Regions from separate parts of the Mus musculus genome. Here region 1 is linked to region 2. Evidence: chromatin loops called from intact Hi-C (ENCODE). Cell type or tissue: gastrocnemius. All regions are shown on one strand. Links, peaks and the distances in the headings refer to the core of each region. The heading gives the core; the rest is flanking DNA.

Evidence for each region. A loop is a pair of places that touch in the nucleus more often than their neighbours do. Peaks named below come from ENCODE experiments on the same cell type or tissue, not always from the same donor. Only the 100,000 strongest peaks of a DNase experiment are listed, where the experiment ranks them.
Region 1: it touches region 2 in a loop (10-fold over the local background); 29 of 42 quality-filtered maps call a loop at or near these places.

The regions. Positions count from the first base shown.
Region 1 is chr5:92,461,395-92,470,706 of GRCm38, forward strand. It overlaps Scarb2 (scavenger receptor class B, member 2), which reads right to left. Exons shown (of 12, transcript NM_007644.4): 3 at 543-690. Among named protein-coding and RNA genes, the nearest start is that of Mir6415, 7.5 kb to the left of the region's middle. In gastrocnemius, for the core only: no CTCF peak of the experiment used is centred there; DNase peaks (open chromatin) are centred at 8,241 and 8,587; H3K27ac peaks cover 4,886 bases.
Region 2 is chr5:92,658,808-92,668,119 of GRCm38, forward strand. It overlaps Ccdc158 (coiled-coil domain containing 158), which reads right to left. Exons shown (of 25, transcript NM_001360018.1): 4 at 7,874-8,091; 5 at 3,826-3,935; 6 at 3,118-3,445; 7 at 2,726-2,802; 8 at 876-986. Among named protein-coding and RNA genes, the nearest start is that of Ccdc158, 12 kb to the right of the region's middle. In gastrocnemius, for the core only: a CTCF peak has its summit at 5,698; no DNase peak of the experiment used is centred there.

The DNA of each region.
Region 1 (9,312 bases), core at 720-8,719, 200 kb before region 2:
AGGGCAGGCTCGTATTACATCTTATTGTAGATGTGGATTTAACCTTCCCTTTAGGAGGCTCTGAATGATGCCAGCGTCGCAGAGATCTTACAGACACACAGGGACCTTTGGCCACAAGGTGGCTCCATTGCCCCTGGAGCAAAGTGGCGGCTGGACCTTTAGCAGCAAGGCAAGGCAAAGTTCAGATTCAGATGTGAACTCTTTAAGGTCCTGGGTCCTCCATCAGTGTTAAGCAGCTGTCACTTTAGAGTGGAAGCCTCAGAGGAGGTTTATGTAGATGATAAAGTTCCCTGGAGGGCACACACACAAATCAAAGTCTCTGTGCATATCTATATTTTGTGTTTGTTTTCTGATGGTGCTAGGATTAAATTTCAGAGACTCATTCTAAGCAAGATGAATTCCCTCCCTCCCCATAATATCTATATTTTATTATAAAATAGCTCTTAAATTATTTAGCTCTTACTTTACTATCATAAAATAATAGCTATTAAGTGTATCAGGCTTGCTGTTTCCTTCCACAAACCCTTGATAATGACACGTACCAACAGAGGAATATTTATTGTTCTAATCAAGTCAACGTTAGGATCTCCAACAGATTGGTTTCGTTCAAAAACATATGCCTTATTGGTGACAGCAGATATAGTTGTTCCATTTTCTCCAAACTGAATATTTGCCTTGTTCCGGAGCTCCCTAAACAAACAAACAAACAAACAAACAAAATTATTTGAAAATAGATAAGAGTTTAACAAACAAAGTCATTCCCTCCACTCAGTACTTGTTACATTTTTTCAATATAACATTTCTAATAAAGTACTTATTTACATAGGCTGCTGATGCTAAGCCACAAAAAAACTACAACTTAGAGCCAAGATGATGAAAGGGGACGAGACCCAGGAAAACATCAAAATCTATAGTTTCCACTTTTTTTTCCTTCCAGAATCAGGAGGACATAATAGTCAAACAGGCAAATAGACAAATGAGCTGTTTCCTCAATTATAGCTTGATCCTGAAATGTTTTCAATTCAGCTCCCAGGTTTGATTTGGTTTCAATTTGTATACTGGTGCCTCTGATTCCAACTGTAATTCAGTTGTAAATTTATCTTAAAATTTGAGGCCACAGCTAGGTATAATGGCACATGTTTGTAACCCTAGCACTCCAGTGGCTGAGGCAGGAGGATCACTGACAAGTCTGAGGGCGGGCTGGTCTACATAGTAGCAAGACTGACTCTAAAAGTTTCTTTTAAAAATTTGAGCCTCAATTGGGGGGTTGGGGTGGGAGAGGGATAGAGGGAGGGGGAGGGGGAGTAGAGGGGGAGAGGGGGAGAGGGAGAGGGGTGCAGAGATGAGGAAATGAATTGGGGCCAACACAGTAAGTTTGGAGTTCACTCCTGTTTCTATACATATTTCAGCTTAGTTCAAATAAGTTCCCTAAAATGAGAAACCTCTTAGAAAGAGCTGGATGGAGAGTATAATAGGTAACAGTTGTTGACACTAACAATTCTTTCTAAGTAGCTAGTTGAAAAGGTGCTTTCATTGCTCCTGACACAAAGAAATGATAAGCATCTGGGGTGATAGATAGGAACAAATCATTAAACATCTGCAACCTATAAATTACTGTGTCAATTTAGAGACACAGTGATTTGTAATCTCTCAGAGTGCTTGGGCTGGGTGGGTTTGACGGCTCAGGCCTATGATCCTGGCGCTTGGGAGGCTGAGGGAAGTAGGAGACTGAGTTGATGCTGAGTTTCAGGCTGCAGTGTGAGACTGGGTCTAAAGAAGGGGGTGGGTGTGGCTTAGTAGACAGGCCTACAAAGACTCAATGAAGGTGTGAAATGCAAGATGTATCAAAACACTCAGTCATCGAGATAAAATAATACTCTAATTTGATGGAGCTTTTTATTTTGTTTGAGATAGGATTTGACTCTGTAGCCCACTCTGGCCCCCAACTGGGGACAATGCTCCTGCCTTCGCCTCCCAAGTGCTAAGATATCAGGCATGGACCGTTACAGCTATCTAGAAAATCTTTCATTAGATATGTAGTTAACAAAATGTTGTCTAAGAGTCTGTTGACGCAAACAGGTTAGAAGGCCCCAGGCAGCTGGGCCACGACCACTCCCCCCATAGGCCCTTTGATCTGGGGATTCTGGGGTTTTATTGTTTTTGTTTTGTTTTATTTTGTTTTGTCCAGCCGCCCATCTGTGAAGTTTGCTAACTGTACTTGCTTTAGGCACTCAGTTATAAACTTCTGAGTGACATCCTTTAGACTGTGAAGGAATTGCCATGCAGCCTCCGGTAAGATGACAAACAAGCCAGGGGCAGAAGCCTGAATACCTTGTCTTAACTCCTCTTAAATTCTCTCTAGTTTGGGATTGGTTTTGTCTTTGTTTTTATTTCTTTTTTTTTTTTTAATTTTTGTTTTGTTTTGTTTTTTTCTTTCTTGTCTTTGTTTTTAAACAGGGTCCTCCTAGGTGGTTCTGGCTGGCCTAGAACTCACTATATAGACCAGACTGTCCTCAAACTTTCAGTGACTCTCCTGCCTCTGCCTTCTGAGAACTCGGATTACAGGGATTACAGCTGTGAGCCCCCTGTGTCTCATACTTTGTAGATTTACAATAAGAATAGAAAATAAAGCCAGGCAGTGGTGGCGAACGCCTTTAATCCCAGCACTTGGGAGGCAGAGGCAGGTGGATTTCTGAGTTTGAGGCCAGCCTGGTCTACAGAGTGAGTTCCAGAACTGCCAGGGCTACACAGAGAAACCCTGTCTCAAAAAAACAAAATTATATAAATAAATAAATAAATAAATAAATAATAATCAACAAAGGCACATGTGATAAACAGGCACATGAGAGAACAGAGAAGTCTTTGAATGTTCTATAGGTCTAGGCACCGAGCTGTTATACTGTGTATAACAGTACCCATGAATATCTGACCTGTGCACAGCTTCCTGTAGGTCAGACTTCCTAAAAGGTGACTAACAACGTCAGTGGGGTATAACCAATGAATGCCTGTAATACAGGCCAGATTTAAATAATTATGAGAAAAAAACCTGCAGGTCTTCTAGGAATATACAATGTATCAGGTACAGGTGGCTGTGTTCAAACAGTTTGACCCTCAGAGGTTTTCAGTGACTTGTGTTGTCACTTGATTTCGGGCCCCTTTCTTCTGGTGGCAGCCCGATTTCCTTTCCTCTCTGTCCTGGGCCACTACCTGGGGTTCTGGGGGCCTGAGTGTAGCAGTTCCTATGACTTCTTAATCTGGACCCCCTTGAGGTCCAGCATCCTCCTGGTGCAGCTCATGGGATCTGATGAAGTACACACTCCTTTGACTTAGATCTTTAGCTTATTTTTTAGGTTTGGTTTTTCTGCTTTGAGGCAGGGGCTCACTACCTAAGCCAGGCTGTCCTTGAACCAGCAATCTTGCCTCAGCCTTCTAAGTACTGGGATTCCAGATTTGTCCCACTGCCTGGCTTGGTAGCATGGATCTTTAAACCTGCCCCGCCTCTTACACTGCCCCTTTTATCTCTATTAAACTACTTTACAGTCTTCAAGCAGGCTCTCCCGAGTCCCACTGAGCACAGGTACCTTGCTTGAGATCAAACATCCCTCCTCTAGAAATTATACCCTAGTCGTTGTGAATAAGAAAACAATTTGGGGACCAGACGGGTTTAAAGCCTGGGTCACCTGACCTCATTCATAGTCACAGAAGTTAATTCAAAGTGATTATTAGACGATGAAGGAGTGGAAGTTTCTGAGACACACACTTGCTCAGCCAAAGCTGGCCCCAACACAGAAGGCTCGGATCCCTCAGGTCCTCTCCTGAGTGTCCCCACACTGAGTTCGAGGACAGACCTTCTGCAGGGACCAGTGATAATGATTACGGCGTACCCACAGTAATTGATATCCCACTGAGGAATCAGAACAGGTGGCCCAGGTGGGCACCAATTTGAAAGCAGAGGAAGCTGGTTCAGGGAGCAGCGCCTGCCACTCAGATGGGTCCATTGGCCAATGTGGTCAAGTCTCCTAATGTCAAAATCAGGGTCTTCACAGAGCCTATTTTGCTCATTTGTTTTCTTCCCCCAAGTCTTAGTTCATGAACCTAAAGGCCCGATCACTCCCAAGCCTAAGGCCTGCTCCACTTAAGCTTACGTAGAGAATACTGACTGAGGAGATGACTTTTAAGAACTTCCTTACGGTGTGGAAACCTAAGGGTGAATTGAGGACAGAGATGGCAATCAATTTAGGCCTGTAACCTGACGTGGTTTCTTAATGAAGTTCAACAGTCAAAGCCAAGGTTTTCCCATAGTGTCCCCATTGGGACACTGACTCCGTCAGACTACTCACAGCTGACCTCGTGACTTCCCTCAGCTACTTGGAGTCCTCCACCATCCTAAATCATCATTGACTCCTGGCCTTTACAGAGAGCTGTACATGGGAAATAAACCAGTAAGACATGGCTTCCTCCTCTGCTGAGGGAGAGAAGGAGAGAGGGAGAGAAAGAGAAGAAGAGGGAAGCTTTCCTCTCAAAACAGCATGATCAGCCAAAAATAAAACCCAAACCAAACAAACAAAACCATTTCCCTCCCCCTCTGGCAATGCTCAGACAGACAGACAGACAAGGAGAGGGATTTTTATGACAATACCAGTAAACCTGGTTAGCAGCATACATTCTCATGCACATATACATGAACGAATGCCAGCTACCAGCTGATCAACAGCAGCCAACTAGACACAGTGAAGTTGCTGGGAAACAAGAGACAGACAACAAGAAGTGGTCAGATTACTGTCAGCCACATTAGAGAAGACCTGAGAACTATCTAGAAACACAGACAACCGCTTAAAACAGAAACAAAAGCCATCTTGGGCGTAGACAAGGAATCAAGGGACTGTATTTCCAACTGCCTGGTACAACTGCCCTGTTCTTCAATAGACAATAATAATCTGAGACTATAGTTTAATTTTTAAAAAATATTTATTTATTTATTTTATGTATATGGGTATACTCTGTAGCTTTACTGATGGTTGCTGAGAATGAAGGTTGCTCACTCTGGTCTGCCCCACTTGCTCTGGCCTAAAGATTTATTTATTATTATATCTTACTACACTGTAGCTGTCTTCAGACACATCAGAAGAAGGCATCAGATCTCATTACAGATGGTTGTGAGCCACCATGTGGTTTCTGGGATTTGAACTCAGGACCTTCAGAAGTTCAGTCAGTGCTCCTAACCATTGAGCCATCTCACCAGCCCCATAGTTTAATGCTTAACACTACAGTACATCTAAGCATTTTTAAAAGGGGAAAGGAAAGAAGGAAAGAAAGAAAAAAGGAAGAAAGGAAGGAAGGAAGGAAAAAAGAAAGAGAAAGAGTGAGAGACAGAAACAGAGAGATGGAGACAGAAAAACAGACAGACAGAAACAGAGAGAGAGAGAGAGAGAGAGAGAGAGAGGAGAGAGAGAGAGAGCGCGCCAGGAGTGGGAGCCACACTTGTAGTCCCCGCTCTGGAGGTGCTGAGGCCAGAAGATATCCTTGGCTATTTTGTCAGACTCATCTCAGAAAGAAAGGAAGGGGAGAGCAGGAGGAGAGAAGGGATGGAGAGGGGAGGAAAAAGAGAGTTGGATGAAAATCTTGGTGTGGTGGTATTACATGTAATCTCAGCACCAGGGGGGCTGAAGCAGGAGGATTACTTGAACCTAAGAATCCAGAAGTTTTAGACCAGCTTGGACCACACAGCTTGCATATACCAAAGCTCTGTTTAAAAAGACAACATCAAAACCAAAACAAAGTAAGAAGGAAATGAAAGAAAGAAGCCTGACATGGTGACTTCCCCTGCAGGCTCTGGCTTTGGGAAGTTGAAGTAAGATTGTTGTAACTTTGAGGTCAGCCTGGAAAACACAGTGAATTCCAGGTCAGCCTGGGCTGCAGGGCGAGACTGTCTCTAAAGTAAACAAAAGAAGGAAATGTTTGAGTTATTCCCTGTGAACTACTGAATCCCATAGGAAGGAGGGACACACAGAATGAAAAAGAACAATTTTAATTCACTGGCCACATCAACAGCTGTGCTTCCAGCTTTTTTGGTATGCTGGATAAATTGGTTCGTACAATGTGTTAGGTGATGGGGACACCTCTCAGTGCTGTAAGAGCACTTTCCCAGCGTGCACTGGGCTCAATCTTCAACACCAAAAGGAAAGCAAGCAAGCAACACCTCGACCTTTAGTCATTACGTTCATCTCAAAAGGAGTTAGTCATTTGGGTTCACCCATAGCTCTCTATGGAAAATCACCTATCGCCAGGCGGTGGTGGCACATGCCTTTAATCCCAGCACTTGGGAGGCAGAGGCAGGCTGATTACTGAGTTCGAGGCCAGCCTGGTCTACAGAGTGAGTTCCAGGACAGCCAAGGTTACACAGAGAAACCCTGTCTGGAAAACAAAACAAAATACCCCTCCCCAAAAAAAATCACCTATCACCTTGGTGGCTGATATCAGTGACCTCAGATCACTAGATAGGGGTGTACAGTGAGATCTGACTCAGGTTTTTTGCTCAGTCCTATCTACACTAATACTTTGCTGTGGGACTAAAAAGTCACTCGTGGTTTCTTTGGCTTCATCTTTTCTAAGATAAGGCCTTACAATGTTGCCTTGGCTAGCCTGAGACTCACTTTGCAAAACATTCAGCCATCCCTCTGCCTCCGCCTCTCTAGGGGGACTGCAGTGTGAGCCTGCTCCCCGAGGCTTCTGTCTTTGTTTCTCCATCTGTAAAGTGGCGACCACCATGTGCCTATCTCACAGAGATGCTGTGAGAAATAAACCATCCAGTATAAAGCTCCGCTGAAGCCCCCAGCACACACGACACTCAGTCACTACTGTGCGGCATCGCCACCTGTGCCAGGTTCTGGAGACGGGGGATGCTATGTCCTGTCTCCTGTCTTCAGACACACTGGGGCACAGGAGACTGCCATTTAGATACCAGAAGAGATACCATGAACTGTTCTGCGGTAAACGTGTAAGTGCACAGACCTCTTCAACCAGCCAGTCTCATTGTCTTTGGATGGATGCCCAATGGTAAGATGCATGAATCACATGGTGGCTCTATTTTTAGTTTTTTAAAAGAAACTTTCATATATTTTCCATAATGCCATTAATTTACATTCCCCAAAACAGTATGAACATGAGAGTGAGGTTTTCTTTCTTTTCTTTTCTTCTTCTTCTTCTTCTTCTTTTTTTTTTTTTTTTTTTTAAAAAAAAGCTAAAATATGGTAAAAGAGGGACTACAGAGATGGCTCAGTGTTAGATCTAGTTTGGTTCCTGCATCTATGTCATGTGACTCACAACTATCTGTGTCTCTGACACTGGGGCATTTGATGCCCTCTTCTAGCCTCTGCCTGCACTTACATAGACACACACACACACATCAAAATAAATTTTAAAAATAAGAAAAGTTAGGAGGGCTGTGGAGACAGCTCCATCAGGAAAGTGCTTGCCTTGCAAGCATGAAGACCTTAGTTCAATTTCCTGAGCCCACATAAGCAGGCAGGTAGGCCGCGGTGGCGCACATTTATAACCCCAGGGCTGGGACGCTCTGGGCTCACTGACTAGGAAGCCTTGCCTAATTAGTGGGTTCTATCTAGGCTAAGTGAGAGAGCCGCCCTCAAAAAGAACAAACCCCGCGTAAGGTTTAGCACGCACATTTTTCTTACTGCTGTCAAAGCAGTCATCCATGGAAAGAAGCAATGTGAAGGAAAATCTGAGGAACACAAAACAAGGGACAGGGCTTCTTAGGAGGATATGGTAAATTTAATAAATACGTAACGAAAGCATGAAGATCAACTGAACAGGCCGTAGACAAATCAGTTCTGATTCCTGAAATAGTGAGTAATAGAATAAAAACAGTAAGTCTGCCAAGGCTCTCATAAATCTATAGAAGTCTCAATCAAAGGCTTCACTGAGCAGAAGGCTCCTGGGGCAAGTTGGTTCTGGCCACTCAACCTCGGGCTTCCAAAAACTCAGATGCGCACTGGACCGGTCAGACTGGTTCTTCATACATGGACCTGCCTTGTCTCCCAGGAACATCCAAACTCTATATACAACACTGCTAGCTCTTGGGGCAACGAACCCACTGAAAACTGTCAGATGAGCCAGGCCTCGACTTCCCAGAAGCCTTCCTTCCTCTATTCTCCATCTATTCCCTCCACAATGAACAGTGGCAGTGTCACCATGTCCTCCTTCACTGCACCCCAGGTGGCCTGGCACACCGTGGCTAAGAGTCAGCTGACTTGGCTGGGAGTACCAGTTCACGCCTTTAATCCTAGCACTTGGGAGACAGAAGCAGACAGATCTCTGTGTGTTAGAGGCCAGCCTGGTCTACACCACGAACAGACCAGTAGGAGCTCACTGAACTGCCAAACACTGCTACGGGTACTACGGTATGTTCGGCGTCAGCCCCCAGAATAGCACAATCAAGTCGCAAGTGGCACCGGACCCACTTGAAGATGTCAGAAAGCAGACACAGGCAAAACAGGCTCCACCAAGAAGTTTGATGGCTCCCTGTAAGGTTAGGTTTATCTACAAACCCAGATCTCAGGGCGCCCAGCCAACCTGCATTTGTGGCGTCTATAACAGCCATCCATTCACAGAGCCTGGTCCTTCTCCAATCTATTCTTGGCTTTCCCTGACTGAGTCCTGCCATTCCAGCTGAGCTACTCACTAATCAGTTCCTCTACTTATATCCTATCGGTTCTAAACCACAGTTGGGACCATGTCACTCACTTCTTCTAATCGTGCTAACAGGTGCTGGATGCTCAAGATGAAAGGACCTCCCTGTGCACCCCACCCCACCGCTCTGGGTCCACACTGGCCTTCCAGTATATCAAGAAGTCAGATATCAGTATATCAAGAAGTCCATCTATAAGATGGAACACAGGGCCCCCAGTGGAGAAGCTAGAGAAAGCACCCAAGGAGCTGAAGGGGTCTGCAACCCTATAGGTGGAACAACAATATGAACTAACCAGTACCCCCAGAGATCGTATCTCTAGCTGCATTTGTAGCAGAAGATGGCCTACTCGGCCATCACTGGGAAGAGAGGCCCTTGGAATTGCAAACTTTGTATACCCCAGTACCTGGGGAATGCCAGGGCCAAGAAGTGGGAGTGAGTGGGTAGGGGAGCAGGGCGGAGGGAGGGTATAGGGAATTTTCGAGATAGCATTTGAAATGTATATAAAGAAAATATCTAATAAAAAAAGAAGTCAGATATGTACAGCCACTTTGTGTGTGTGTGGGGGGGTGTTTTCACATGTGTGTGTGTTTTATGTGTATATCTCT
Region 2 (9,312 bases), core at 959-8,958:
TGACACAAAAGCGTGTTACAGAAGTTTTATCACTTTTACATGGAAATTACTAAGCAACTTCAAAAAGGTATTAGGACAGCATACTAGAATAATAGCTGCAGGCCTGTCTCTTCAAAGAAAGAGGATGCTTACCTGTTCGCCTGGAATGCTGGGAAGAGTGTACTTTCCAACCTGGTGATACTTTGCTATCGGGCTCCACCCATATCCCTCAGAATTTATCTTTTGCTTATCCCAGCCCCTTTCCTCCTAAATCTTGAGCATTGCTTCTGGACCACAAAACCCATCCTTATGAGAGATGCCACTTGTACTTTACAGAAGCCTAAGTGACTGCTATGTTACCTTAGGGCCAGGCCAAAGCTGACACTCACAGACGTATTTTCCTTAGTCATTCTCCCCAGACCCTAAATCTTGGCCACTATCTCTACATCAATAGTACCCATCTTTGTACTTTGAAAAGAATTTCAATGTAAACATGTCTTAATCTCTGCTATACTCATGGGACTGAGATAATTATCAGAATTTTTTTCCCAAAGTTTTGCTGTGCTTATAGATGACTAAAATAAACCAACCGGCATCTGACCTTTGAGGTTTGGCCCAGCACCAGCTACCTAAGTTAGACTGAACCAACTTTCACTCTTCCCTCCCCTGGATCATTTCCCTATCAGCAATAAAACCTGCAGGGACACCCCTTCCCCTTGCAAGACTACAATCACAGATAACAGTAATGAGCTGCCAGGTGAGTTCTGGAACTCAAACCCAGGTCTGCTGCAAGAGCAACAAGTGCTACTGATGGCTGAGCCAAATCTCCAGTTTAAAATAATAGCTTTTATGTTACAATAAATGGAATCAATTTCAAACTACTAGTACACACATACTGAATGATTTCCAGCTGACTCTGGACACTGTTGGCTTGGCTTCGAGCACTGCTGGCTTTCTCCGTAAGTCCTGTTATCTCAACTTCATGTTCACTGATCAGCTGCTCAATCCTAAGCAAGAACAAAGTGACTGTTAGAATATAGGAAGCTCTTCTCACCTATGACTTATCTCAAGTTAATGCTTGCAACACCTTCAGACTTAGTATTTGTTCCAGTTTTACACATGCTACTCTTTCATCTGTTTGAGACAGTGTGGTGGTTTGTTTGCTTGGCCCAGAGAGTGGAACTATTAGGAGGTGTGGCCTTGTTAGAGTAGGTGTGTCACTGTAGGCATGGGCTTTAAGACCCTCATCCTAGCTTCCTGGAAGTCAGTCTTCTCTTAGCTGCCGTTGGAACAAGAAGTGGAACTCTTAGCTCCTCCAGCACCAGATTTTCCAGGACGCTGCCATGCTCCCACCTTGATGATAATGGACTGAACTTCAGAACCTGTAAGTCAGCCCCAATTAAATGTTGTCCTTATAAGAGTTGCGTTGGTCATGGTGTCTGTTCACAGCAGTAAAACCCTAAGACTGACTTTTAATTTTGTAGTCCTAGCTGGCCTCTACCTTCTCAGTGTTGGGATTACAGACATTACTAACATGCCTGGGTTTTAAACTGTTATTATTCTCTCTCTCTCTCTCTCTCTCTCTCTCTCTCTCTCTCTCTCTCTCCCTCCCTCCCTCCCTCCCTCCCTCCCTCCCTCTCTCCCTCTTTCTTCCTTCTCTTTCCTTCCTTCCTTCCTTTCTTTTCTTTCTTTCTTTCTTTCTTTCTTTCTTTCTTTCTTTCTTTCGTTGTTTCTTTTTGAGACAAGATCTCTCTTATTATGTAGCTCTGGTTGTCCTGGAACTTGCTGTGTACACCAAGGTACCCTCAAAATGGCCAAGATCCACCCGGCTCTGTCTCCCGAGTGTTGTGACTAAAGGCATGCATCACCATGCCCGGCATGCTGCTCCTTTAATAACAACACTAGAATCCCAGCTAGGGTTTCAGAATTCTGAATCTGCATTTCAGTAGCAATAAACTAGGAGAACTAAACAAGGCATGGTGGTATGTGACTCTGGTCCTGTACTTGAGAAGGTGAAGCAGGAAGATCATTGGAATCCAGGAATTCATGGCCAGCCTGGGTGACAGAGTGAGATCCTGTTTTGTAAACCTTGAATACTATAAGCAATATGTGTTTGTTACACGATATGAATACTATGTGCTATATCTCCCGGGAGATCTAGAGAAGGATCCCATCAATCAAACACATTATGAATACACGCTTACAACTCTTTGACTAAGTCACAGAGTGTTACGTGCTTCATTTAACCAAGCAGCAGGTAAGTGACAAGTCACTCTTAGATCAACTTAGGCTCTTCTACCCAGGCTCTGTCAGGCCTACCACAGTAAGAATAGTCTCATTCTTGTTATTTGGTCAATTGTTGACAGGTGATTAAGTTGCTTACCCTTGAGCTTGAAAATCTATTTCCATGGCCTACCTTTAGGAGGATTCATCAAGCCTATGCGAGTAATGTTCGACCCACCAATGCCCTCAGCTTCTTCTCACTGGAAATCCCCACTTGTCCTTATTGTGTTGGGAGATGAACTCATTCTCTTCCCCTGTAGCAAAATTTACAGTGCTCCAGGCTTAAATAAAGGCTTCCTTACAGCTTTAACAGGTGTCGGAAGAAAACTAACTAAGTTTGCTACAGGTTATTAAGGCTATTTTTGTTTTCGTTATCTCTGAGTTTATAGACTTTGGAACTACAGGGGAGGCTACAACTAGAATACAGTATCCCCATAAGTTTTTGTTTCAGTCGGACACCTACCGATCTTGATGTTGTTGAAGTAATAGTTCTATTTTGTTCTGTGATTCAGACTTCAGGGTTTCAAGCTGATCCTCTACCTGGTTTTAAAATAGAGATATTAATTTGGGTGTTGGTAATTGTAAAGCTTAGAAAATGCAGTTTCTATGAAAGGAATGCGTTAGGGAGCTATACATAGAAATAATACTAAATGAAGCTCTATGCCTGTATTTTACAGCACTTGCACACTGGCTATACTCCCACTAAGCTGTACAGGTAAAATAGCTAGTTTTCTATCAGGAGGCGGCATTGTGTATTATCCAGAGAACAAGATACGAAGGCTTGGCTTATTTTCAAGGATTTTACAAACTATCTCTCAATGCATTGTAATATAAACCAGTGTTCTCACCACTTACTGGAAATATCCTCCCTTTAAGAAAAGAGATTTCTGTGTCTAATTCTCTTAGGATTTTACTAATAGCTGAGCCCAGGCTGCGGAAGTGCATGGTAGACATGCTGTCGTGTTCACATATTTTCTTGCCTGAGGCTTCTTCAAAGTCAACTAAGATTGATCGGATTTCTTGAAGCACGCCTTCATGACTAAGCATCATTTTTCGTAGCTGCTCTATCTGTGTGCTGCTGTCTTTCAACATATCCTCCTTAAGGCACTTGGCAGCTTCAAGTTCACGAACTGTATTCTGAAGCTGATTTCGTGACTCCTCCTGGGACTGACTCTCCCTTCGTCTAGGAAATGAATGAAAGAAAAGAAATAACATTGATAAAACACAACTTTACTACAAGGAGTAGAAAAAAAAATATACAGAATTTTGCTATAGATCCCAGGATGACCTAGAACTCAATTACGTAACCAGGCTGGCCTTGAACTCATAGCAATCTTCCTACATCAGCCACCCAAATGCTGAGATTACAAGTATTTGGGACTCCACCAGTGTGAGGAATAAAGCCATAAAACAGTGTCTGGGCTGGGCTGTACCTCACTGACAGAACACTTGCCTACCAAGCCCAGAGCCTGGCTCAAGCTCTAGCACTTGTGGAGGAGGAAGAGGAGGAGGAGGAGGAGGAGGAGGAGGAGGAGGAGGAATAATTCAGTAATAAACCCCAACCTGATATCAGCCATGGCATCTCTCTCCATTTGCATTTCTTGAAGTTTTGTTTGCAAATCAATGACTGACTGTCTTAAGTAAAATTTTTGTTTCTCATGTAATTCATTGCTCTGAAAAAAAAAACACACACACACACAAATTAATCTAGCTCTATATAGAGAGATATTAAACCACCAAAATATAGATCCTATAAACAATAATTTCTCAAGGGTTATGTGTTAATTCATTGTTTATATATTATGTATGTGTGTGTGTGTGTGTGTGTGAGAGAGAGAGAGAAACAAATCTGTCTTCCAGCTCAACACAAAAATGGGAAAATGTTTTGTCTCTTAAAACTGGTTGAAATTATGTATCAAGAAAAGTCAAATTTTACCTTTAACTTACTTAAATGTTTGGCAAAAGCCACTACCATCTAAAACTCTAAAGCCGGGAGATGGCTCTGCAGTTCAGAAGACTGGCAGCTGTTGCAGAGGATCAGGGTTTGATTCCCAGCACTCATACTGCAGCTGACAACCACCTATAACTCCAATTCCAGGGAATCTGATGCCCTCTTTCAGACTCTGTGAGTACTGCATGCACACAGTTCATACATACAACCTGCAGACAAACAACTATACATATAAAATGCAAATAAATAAACTTTTAAAACATAAAACTGTGAAGGTGCTTAACTACAGAAAAATTCAGGCATTTCTAAAGCCAGGCACTGAAGCATCTCCCTGCTAACAGCTAGTGGCCAGTGTATAATAACAGCTAGTGGCCAGTGTATAATAACAGCTAGTGGCCAGTGTATAATAACAGCTAGTGGCCAGTGTATAATAACAGCTAGTGGTCACTGTATAATAACATCTAGTGGCCACTGTATAATAACAGCTAGTGGCCTCTGTATAATAACAGCTAGTGGCCACTGTATAACAACAGCTAGTGGCCACTGTATAATAAGTAGCTTTTTTTATTACCTCATTTTTGAGTCTGAATGAAAAACAAAAACCATCGAAAATGAAAAGGTCCTAAAATACAAAAATAGAGACTAAAATTAAGCAAACATAAAAAAAGAGAAAGATTTAAAAGAAACAAAGATAATGTAGGGATTGGAGCATGTGCTTGCAGACTCTATTGCCACACATGAAGATTGCAGTCATAAAGAATGGGATGCTGGGGCAGGGGTGCACACTGGCAGATCTCTGAGTTTGGGGCCATCCTGGTCTACAGAGTAAGCTTTGAGACAGCCATAGAGGAAAAAAGGAAGGAAGGTAAAAAGGAAGGAAGGAGGAAAGGAAGGAAAGGGAAAGAAAAGGAAAAGTTAAGTTGGGGATCCAGGTGGTTGTTGGTGGTGTGTACGCCTTTAATCCCAGACATGGTAGACATGCTGTCGTGTTCACATATTTTCTTGCCTGAGGCTTCTTCAAAGTCAACTAAGATTGATCAGATTTCTTCTGTATTCAGAAACTGATTTCAGGAGTCAGAGGCAGTGTGAATTTGAGGTCAGCCTGGTCTACCGAGTGAGTACAAGGACAGTCAGGTCAGGACTACATAGAGAAATCCTATCTCAAAAACAACCTGAAGACAAACAAACAATTACAAAACAGAAAGACTAGGATGCTAAGGCTGGCCACAGTGGCATATGCCTAAATTCCCAAAGGTTAAGAGGATACAGCAGGGGGAGTTCAAATTTACAGCCAGCCTGGGTTACACAGTGAGACTCTTTAAGGAAGAATAAAGAAGGGGGAGCAAGGAGAGAAAGGGAGGCAGGCAGCATTGCAGATGGAGAGGAGGTGTTTGATAAAGGGCACAGAGAGGAAGAAGGGGGAAGCAACAGCAGTCAGCAGTAGTCTTTGTCTAGTGTACATGAGGCCCTAGGCTGATGCCTGGTGCCATCTATCGGAGGACAGAGATGCTACTGTGTCAAGTGTTGCCAAGTCAAGTCAGAAAAAAAAAAGAAACCAAGTGTCCCAGCCAAGCTTCATATCAACATCTGTCCATCTGCAGGACGACTCTCACAGTAGTCTCTCCTACCACAAGGAAGGGACCATGTCTTTCCCATCTGTGGGAAAGCCCTGCTAATTAAGGTCCAGATAGTCTTCTGAGCTGGGTGAGTAATGGAGGAATCCCTTCTTCTTTTTTATTTATTTATTTATTTATTTTATGTTTTTAGAGCTAGAGCTTTATTGTAGAAAGGCAGGGAGGAGAGAGGATAGAAAGAGAGAGGCCGGCCATGGCCACATGGAGAGAGGGGGAAAGGGAGAGAGAGAGAAAGAGGGCTAGAGAAGAGAGTAAGAAAGGTGAGTGCTTAAAGAGCGAGGAATCCCTTCAATGGCAGCGCTTCCCCTACTCTGCCCTTGTCTGGGGAGTTCAACACCACCCCCACCTCTCTACCTGCAGAATGTGACAGAGCCTTGGTTAAGATTACAGGTCTACTTCCTTTCTTCCTTAAGAACCTGTTCAGCCAGCACCTGAGGTTCCTGAAATGCTTCTCCATGCTAACGCGGCAGCTCGGGATGGAAGCCCTCAGCCTTTGCCCACCCTGTATAGTCTGATCCCCATCCCCAAAATTACATAAGCCTTGAGTTGATCTGCATCCCTGCAGCTAGTCACGGTGCCATCATTCACAGTATGTACTCACAGGGCTTCCAGAACACACACGCACACGCGCACGCACACATGCATCATCATCTCTGTTACTTTTCCTCTCATGGGTCCTTTTTGGCCGAAGATCCCCGAGGAAAAGGAGGGTCACACCCATCTTTACATATCTGGTACATAGGAATATAATAACAGCACTGTTTGGTAAATATTACAAGTATTACTGATTTTACTGGGAACCAGTCAAATGTGACATACTCTACCAGGAGATAATCGGAAATAAATTAGACATAGAAAATAAATTAAGGTTGCCTGCCCCTCCCTCCTTCCCTCCCTCCCTCCTTCCCTCCCTCCCTCCCTCGCATTTGGGAAGACAACTCTTTGGCATCCATCCTCTCCTTTCACCTTGTAGGATACAGGGTTTGAATTCAGGTTGCCAGGCTTGTGCATTAGCACCTCTCCACACTGAGCCATCTTGCCAGCCCAATCATTGTTTCTTCTCTCTACTACTATGTCTGTTTCCTCTGTCTCCGTGTGTCTTGTTGGTGCATTTATCACAAGGTCTCACCACTACTTGCTTACATGACTGGCTCGCCTCCAAAATTATGAACTCCTTTGAGAGAGAGCCCTGGCTTATTTATCTTTGTATGCCATGTATATAATAAAATGGCACATAATTTTTCCCATTTTTAATAAAATTGTAGGCTCATCTACAGTCTTCATCTAGTCTGATGAGGCAGAATAGCATGCTGTTGAACACAGACGATGTACAAACAGTACTGTAGAGAGAGCACCCTCCATGCTACCTGAAGGAAAGGCTTCAGAGAGGGAAATGCTTGAACTGAGCCCTGATAGATGATAAAAATCTTCCAGGAGTCAAGTAGACAGGCATGGCAATCTAGATTTACAAGGTCCACCCAGGATGGGCAAGTGGCTTAGCACTACTGGGGCAGAGGGGACAGACAGAGAATGGGTACTGAGCAAGGCTAGCATGAAGATCTTATATGTGGTAGTAAGAAGTCTGGCTTTTACAAAGTAGCTACTGGAACTTAATGCATAGTTTGAGTCTAGATGAGTTCCTTTTACATTTTTAGCCAATACTTCTGAAATCTATTTAACCATCTGTATGTACATACATGTAAAATCTTCCTTTCTATCACTGTTTGCAAAGAGAAATCAGCTATCATAATAGCAGGACAGCAGGCCTGAACCAATTATTAATAGCAGATGAGTGTCATTAATTATAACATTTTGAAGCATTCAGATTTTACTAAAATTACCTCATGAAACTAAGACATTATTATTACCAAGAAGAAAATGGTATGTAAATGTCTCATTAGCCCAACAGAAAGGAAAGATCAAATGTAGGTTTAGCTGATGGACCCATGACTGATATTTTCTTTCAGGGGGATAAGTTCTATTTCAAGACAGCCGGTGCCAGGGGCTAGAGGAGAATGCAACTCACTTCGTTGAGTCTTCTCTGCAAATCTTTAACTTGATGTGAATATTCTTCCAAAACACGTTCAATATGCTCTTTTCCAGGGTAAGGGGTGGACTTTCTCGGAGAATCAAGTTCCACTTCATATTTAGGAAAAAAGGGCATTTGTGTTAAAGTCCCAGTTGAAGATGTGTTTTCAATTATTGTACCATGAGTAGACGTTACAAAAAACGGGCTTGAAGAACCTAAATATTAGAGAATTTGTTAATTATTCATAAGACAACTGTGAGGCAAACACTATTTTGGGGTTCCTTTAACAAACCCTGAAGGAGCACAGGTCTCATGGGAAAACAGGAAGTGAAAGCACAACTAAGAGCCCCAAGAACACAGGAGAATGCATAGGAGACAGGCTGGGGAAGAGGGTGAGCACGTGACCTCTGTACTGAATTGCCTTCAAGTTTGTAGGAGTAACAACCAAGCAGTCTGGAGAACAGGAGAGACGGGACACTCAAGAGTGGAAGCATCACAGTAAACACCAGTGGGCTTGAGACAGCTGAGATGTTCTGGGAAGAGGAAAGCTGCTGCCACATCCGAGGATGGAAATTTGAACTGTGAAGAGCCTGGGAGTCATTCTTTGAGTGTGGATCTCACTTAGTATGGTATAGTTTTGAAGCTGGGAAGAGACCTGGTCAAGGCAAATATTTCTCTGTGGCATCAGGACCCTGCTGAGGTAGGAGACCATGACTTTTAAGTGACAGACTGGTAAGAGATCCATAGCAAAAATCTCCCAGCAGCTCAACACAAAAATGGAGATATTGGGCTGGTGAGATGGCTCAGCAGGTAAGAGCACCCGACTGCTCTTCCGAAGGTCCTGAGTTCAAATCCCAGCAACCACATGGTGGCTCACAACCATCCCTAACGAGATCTGACTCCCTCTTCTGGTGTGTCTGAAGACAGCTACAGTGTACATATAATAAATAAATAAATCTTTTTAAAAAAGGTTTAAAAATGGAAATATTAGCTAGACTAATAAGCATCTGGGTTTCTGTGAGAATGCAGAATGATAAAGGGGCATGCGGGCACTGGCACACACACAGAAGAGTGGTAGTTTAGGAGTAACAGCAGAGTCTCTAACAGCTGTTGCCAAGCTTTGCAGTAAATCAGGATCACTTGAGAAACGATAAAATAATATAGTTGTACCTCAGCCTCACTCTGGACCTACTGAATCAGAATTTGCAAGTGTGAATCTAAGACATTTCAATGTTTAGAACTGAAAAGGCTAGGGTTGGGCAGTGATGACATGGTTGAGAGCTCCATAGTCATAACAATACAGGAGAGAGCTGAGGTAAGAGACTCATCACAGAAGTCTAACACTTGCTAATAAGATGTGTGCTTAGGGATAAGAAGGGGCTAGAAGGCTCAGTAATTAAAGCACTTGTTATTCTTGCAGAGGATCCAGCTTTGGT